Linked DNA regions of Mus musculus: region 2 is linked to region 1. The links are chromatin loops, found by intact Hi-C in ENCODE. Cell type or tissue: gastrocnemius. All regions are shown on one strand. Each heading gives the region's core, and the rest is flanking DNA. Links, peaks and the distances in the headings are about the cores only. Region 1 overlaps Efcab6 (EF-hand calcium binding domain 6). Region 2 overlaps Efcab6 (EF-hand calcium binding domain 6).

What was found. A loop is a pair of places that touch in the nucleus more often than their neighbours do. Peaks named below come from ENCODE experiments on the same cell type or tissue, not always from the same donor. Only the 100,000 strongest peaks of a DNase experiment are listed, where the experiment ranks them.
Region 2: a loop joins it to region 1, with 2.1 times the contacts of the local background. A loop is called at or near these places in 3 of 42 quality-filtered maps.

Annotation. Positions count from the first base shown.
Region 1 is chr15:83,996,404-83,999,312 of GRCm38, forward strand. All of the region lies in intron 6 of Efcab6 (EF-hand calcium binding domain 6), which reads right to left. Among named protein-coding and RNA genes, the nearest start is that of Efcab6, 67 kb to the right of the region's middle. In gastrocnemius, for the core only: a CTCF peak has its summit at 1,261 (motif pointing left); DNase peaks (open chromatin) are centred at 1,358 and 1,849; H3K4me3 peaks cover 727 bases.
Region 2 is chr15:83,945,866-83,948,774 of GRCm38, forward strand. It overlaps Efcab6 (EF-hand calcium binding domain 6), which reads right to left. Exons shown (of 32, transcript NM_029946.4): 14 at 2,043-2,102; 15 at 1,770-1,930; 16 at 970-1,134. Among named protein-coding and RNA genes, the nearest start is that of Gm41372, 88 kb to the left of the region's middle. In gastrocnemius, for the core only: no CTCF peak of the experiment used is centred there; no DNase peak of the experiment used is centred there; H3K4me3 peaks cover 575 bases; H3K27ac peaks cover 1,162 bases.

The DNA of each region.
Region 1 (2,909 bases), core at 217-2,716:
GATTGAGACACACATAAGGTATAATCTGGGTGATCTAAGGGGATCTTGGAGAGGTGTGTGGCAGACAGGCGTTTTACTTCCATTACGGGGATCTGCCCAGCATCCTCTGGTAGAGGAACTGAGGGAAGGTCTGGAAGAGGGGCCCAGTAATGCAATCTGTCTCCCTGGTGTGGACGGTATGTGCACACCTGAAGTCTCTGGGTTGAGCAGACACCAGGAAAGGTGGCAATCTGTGCTGTGCTGCTCCTCTGGGACTGCAGGTCACATGAGGGTACCAAGCATCAGGGGCATATAGGGTACACCACCAGGCATGGGAGGTGAGGAGGTCAGAGAGGACAGGATTAGGCACCCACACTATTTTGAGGCTCCCCAAACAAGACCTGAGAACACGAGGAACACATGTGAGAGACAGGACAGGCAGAAGCCAGCCCAGGAGGGCATCCTGAGCTGCTATGTGACCGAGACCTCTAACTCCAGGGCCTGCACTGGCCTGGCTTTTGCCTCCATGTGATCCTGCCAAAGGCATCCCTCAGTGACAGAAAGGGGAGCTCTGTGTGGGCCTGCAGAGCAGCGTGAGGAGGAAAATCCAACTGCTTCCTATTTGTCCCCCACTGAGCTGCGACAGTTCCATAAACTGCCTGCAGTGGATGCGTTATTACTCGTTATTACTCTGCGGGGCTTTGTTCCAAATGCTTTGTACACAGTATGAGCTCTGGGAAGAAAAGCCGCAAGCCCAAATAAATACGGCCACCCAGACTTTAGTGTGTGTGAGTGTATGAGTATGAGTGTGTGTGTGTGAGAGAGAGAGAGACAGAGAGACAGAGAGAGAGAGACAGAGAGAGACACACACAGAGAGAGAGAGAGAGAGAGAGAGAGAGAGAGAGAGAGTGACAGACAGACAGACAGAGAAGAGGTATGGAGAGGCCAGAGGACACCTCAAAGTGTCACTACGCAGGAGCCATTCATTTTGGACTTTGAGAAAGGGCCTCTCACTGGCCTGGGACTAGCAGGCCCATGAGCCTGAAGGATCCACCTATCTCTGCTTGGCCAGGACTGGGTCTACACGCACATATCATCCAACCTAGCTGTAAGCACCCAGACTTTCAGGGGCAGAGAACAGAAACTTTGCTTTCTGAAGCCTCGACTCACTCTACCAGCCTGGTTATGAGGAGGCCATTCTAGAACAACACTGGAGACTACTGAATCCTTCCCAGCTCTCTGACCTCCTGGCCAACAGGTCCCTCTGCTGGAGACACCTCCTCCTGCCTAGCTCTGACAGAAGGGGGTCAAGAACTGCATACAAAGAAGCACGGAGGCACACACACACACACATACACACACACACTCATAAGCATGGGCGTGAGGGGACAGCCTGCAGTCTGAGCCCCACAGCAGGGAGCTGCTACTACCCCAATCTTGGCTCTCTGCAGAGTGCAAGAGAGTGCTCAGCAGCCACTGCTGTCTGTCTGCCACCTTTCTGTCACCGCCACCAAACTCGTTTCAAATTGAACAAGTGAACATTTTGAAATGAGACTCCACTCCACCCCACCCCCCCCCCCAACAAAAAAAAAGGATGCCTCTCACAATAAACACATCAATGCTCATTTTCCTTATTATTCTACTTTTGGCTATTTTGTATAAAATCTTTAATTAAAGTTTTTCTTTGAAATTGTCATTATCAACCCAGAAGAAAGGACGGGGGAAGAAAGAAACAACACAGCTGTGCAGCTATGAAGCGCTACTCGGGGCGAAATGAACTGGAACGGAGTAGGCGCTTGACTGTTATGTTCGGAGTTTTGGCTCCACGTTCTCAGCCACGCAGTCTGACTTGTCACTTTATATGGGTTCCATCTGTTTACACTCTGAGGAGTATTGGCTTCCCACCGTGAACATTTCCTATTTACCAGCTGGTAGAGATGAGCCAAACCAGATAGGAAAAAATTAGACCGCATTCAGAGCCTCATAAACACAGACTCTCGACTCAGGGACGTGCGCGCGGGGGAGCAGCGGCCGGCCAGGCATCGCTCACCTCTAACAAAGCCCTCCTCTCTCCCTGCCTGTCTGCCTGAGTCCCTGGGCTCTGCTCACTCTGGCGATCACTCCCTCCTCCCTCCTCCCTCCTCCCTCCTTCCTCCCCCCACCCCCTCGCCCCACCCCCCACCGTGGGCCCAACACGTTGCATACCCTGATTCTACCCAAACTGAACAAGCTTACATAAAAAGACATCTGAATGGGATCCACGGAAATGGAGAAAAGAGAGCAGACAAAAAGAGAAACGCAAATCAACGAAACCCAGAAGTTGCAGCTCCTCAGATGGAACAAAGACCTGGTTCTGGGTGTCCCCATAGAGGTATAAGGAGGGAGGCTGGAGGCCATGCACTCTGCAGCCACGCACAGAGCCTGCACTTCATCTCCATTGCTAAGGCATTCACCCAAGACGATGGCTTGGAAGACCCATGACAAGAAGCCCACGCCTGTCTACCGAGGGACTCCAGGGTGCCAGGTCCCCAGGAAACATTCCCCCTTTCTCTTCTCTTTCTCTTCCTTCTCCTTCTTTTAAAAGGTTGTTGCTGTTGTTTTTGTTGTTGTTGATGATGATGATGTTAAAACACAGTCTCATTATGTAACCCTTGGCAGGCTTGTAAGTTGTAATAGAGACCTGACCTTGAACTAACAGCAATCCCCCTGTCTCTGCCTCCTGAGCCCTGGCATTAAAAGCAAGCACCACTATGCCTGGTTTCCTTTCTCACCATGCCTACATTTAGGGTAGTATCTCTACCCAGGCAGAGAACCCCAGCTCATTCAGGACACAGCTTCACAGCATGGCAGACTGGGCTGCCACCATACTGGCATCCACTCTTGGCAGCGTGTCATTGGAGAAGGCTCTGCTCAGAAGCAAGCAAGCACAC
Region 2 (2,909 bases), core at 160-2,659, 51 kb before region 1:
GGCCTCCAGAGAGGCTTCAAGCTAGACAAAGCATTTGGGGCCATCTGTGGTAGATCAGAGAAGCCGTGCTTCACCTGCGTAGCTTTGTAGAATCAACTTAATTCACAAGATGTATTATGAGAGGGTGTGCAGTTGGAAGATAATACATTCCCCTCCATCCACAGTCTCCTGGGCCCTTCAGAAAGCACGGGACAGACATAGGACAGTCACAAGGAGCAGAGTTCCGGTCCTCTCTCTGGGAAAGCCTGCTTTATGAACAGATAAACTGCCAGTATTCCTTCGTCTGGCTTTAGGGAGACATGTTGCCAAATATTTAAGCTTTCTCTTAAAAGGCATACCCGTCATTCCATGCCCATGGACCCTGAAATACAGAAATGACAAGGTGGCACTTGCTGGGTGTCCCCACTCCTGCAGGCATGATATGCCAGGAACAAGCAGCTTAAAACCACGTCTTTTCCTTAGACTGATCTGGTGTCTGAATGTCCATCAGTCTGGTCCTCTTTCCAATCCACTCAGTGTGTTCTGGTTGCCAGTTCAGGCAGTTCAACCTGGCTATCATTACAACAGCTCCACCATCCATATTAGAAACTGTTAGCTGTGTTAATGAGCATGCTTTATAATAAATGTTAAGCTATGGGGAAGACTCCCAGTTCTGTGAGAGACAAGACGGGGGAGGAGGGGACATGCAGGCACAGAGCACTTACGCTGTCCGGGAGGTGAAGTCCAAGGTTGTCAACACAGGGACAACCTCAGCAAGTCCCCAGCTCTGTGACTATCCTGCTTCCATTTCTAAAATTAGCAATTGGTTTCAATTACTAGCGAGAGCTCTAACTGCTCTAACGATGCAAGCTAGGGGACTGTCCTCTCTAATTGACCACAACTCTGAAGATACAGAAGCCACATATACTGACAGAGTGTCTACTCCAGCCAGGCCTGTTTTCTTTTTTTTAAACCTTTGCTCATATTTACCTCTCATCCTGCTGGCCCGGCTCCTCAATTTGAAACTGGTCACTTAGCTGAACCTTCGGAGAAGACAGCGGGGGTGTAGGTGGTGGGATACCCACACCAATGGATAACAGAAATTTCTTGTACAGTATCCTTCCTGAGCCGGCTTCTTGGAACTTACTGGAGAATCTAAAGATGAAAAGTTATCAGAGTATGCCCTTTAAAAGACTAACATTGTGAATTTTTTTAAAAATTATGTGTTGATGGGTGTGTCTAGGTACACATCTGTTTGCATTTGAGTGCAGGCACCTGCCGAGGCCAGAGGCACTGGGGACCCTGAAGTAGAGTATTTGTGGTTGTGAGCAGCTTGTTGCTGGTGTTGGGAACTGACCTCAGGTCCTCTGTAAGAACAATAATACCCTTACCCTCTGAGTCACCTCTCCAGCCCAAGGTTAAAAAATTAAATAGCTCAATCTCAAGTGTCCAGGAGAATGAGGAACCTCCACAGGTATTGTACTCACACACATAAATATATACAGAGACACACTTGTACACTTACAAATTTAATAAACAAACAAACAAATAGCAGTAGGAATAGCCAGTGATCCCAGAGATGCAGACAGAACCTGTGTCTCCACGCACTGGGGACACTCCAACTTCTCCATCCATCCTCTTTTAATGGAGGCTCTGACTAAATGACACAGGGTAAATTTTTAGTCCAGCGCTCGTGAGGCCTCAGCAGACAGTGTGTGTTACTGATATTATTCATGAGTGTCACAGAGCAGGCTGTGGGGAAGCAGGGTATGAAGGACCTGTGAACTTACCTTACTAAGTGCTCATTTGATAGATATGGGCAGAATACACGCATGACTTTCCTGAAGTTATTTTTCCCTATGGTCCCCGTGTCCCTAAGGTCGTACGACTGCAGCATGCTGTAAAAGGCCTGGAGGTTCCTGGTGATGCTGTCCAGCACCAATTCCTCTACCTAAGACAGGAAAGAAAGACATCCTCCATTCACTGCACGGGAAACCAGCACGCAGGTGCCCTCAGAGCACACGGGGATGGTGCCCACCAAACAGAAGGCAAATGGTACTTACTGAATCCCAAGCCACAGGCAGAGGTGTCTTGGTGTCTGTAGAAGGGGACATTTTTCTCACCTAAGTGCACGAAAGAAAGTTTATCCTTCCTGAGGCGCAATCAGGAGCACAGGGCTTGGGCTTGAAATCTGGCTCTGCCTGGCTGATTCAGGTTGGAGCAAAATTTATGAAAACAAACTGCATAGATCCTAACAAGGGAGGCTGTGCAGTGTCCTTTAAAATTAGCTAGTGAACTTCACTGTGTTGAATGTCACTGATGGCTCAATGAACGATGACAAACTGCAAAGCCGTCAACATGAACTTATTTGTTGGTAAAGTCAGGTACAGTGTATAAGAGCGTATATCCAAACCCATCACAATGTGCACTTGTAGTCCTGTACTCTTACAAAAGCATCATTTATATTCCAATATAACTGCTTATGATAAAAGAAATTGTGTGTGTGTCTATATACACATCATAGGGTTGGAGGTGTGTGTGCTTATACGTATGATGGGTTTAAGTGTATGTGCACATATATATGACAGGCTTAAGAGTGTGCACATTGTGTACATCTGAAAGGTTTGTGTGTATACACATACATATGACAGGCTTGAGTGTAAATGCATATATATGGTGGGCTTGTGTGCTTGTATATGACAGGCTTAAAAGTGTACACATATAATATAACATGTATACACATATAGATGGTAGATTTGAATGTGTGTACACATATATGACAGGCCTGAATGTGTGTGTGTGTGTATATATATATATATATATATATATATATATATATATATATGGCAAGTGCACTTATGCATGACATGTTTGTGTGTGTGTATACATATATGACAGGTTTTAGTGTGTGTGCAGGCTTATATGGTGGG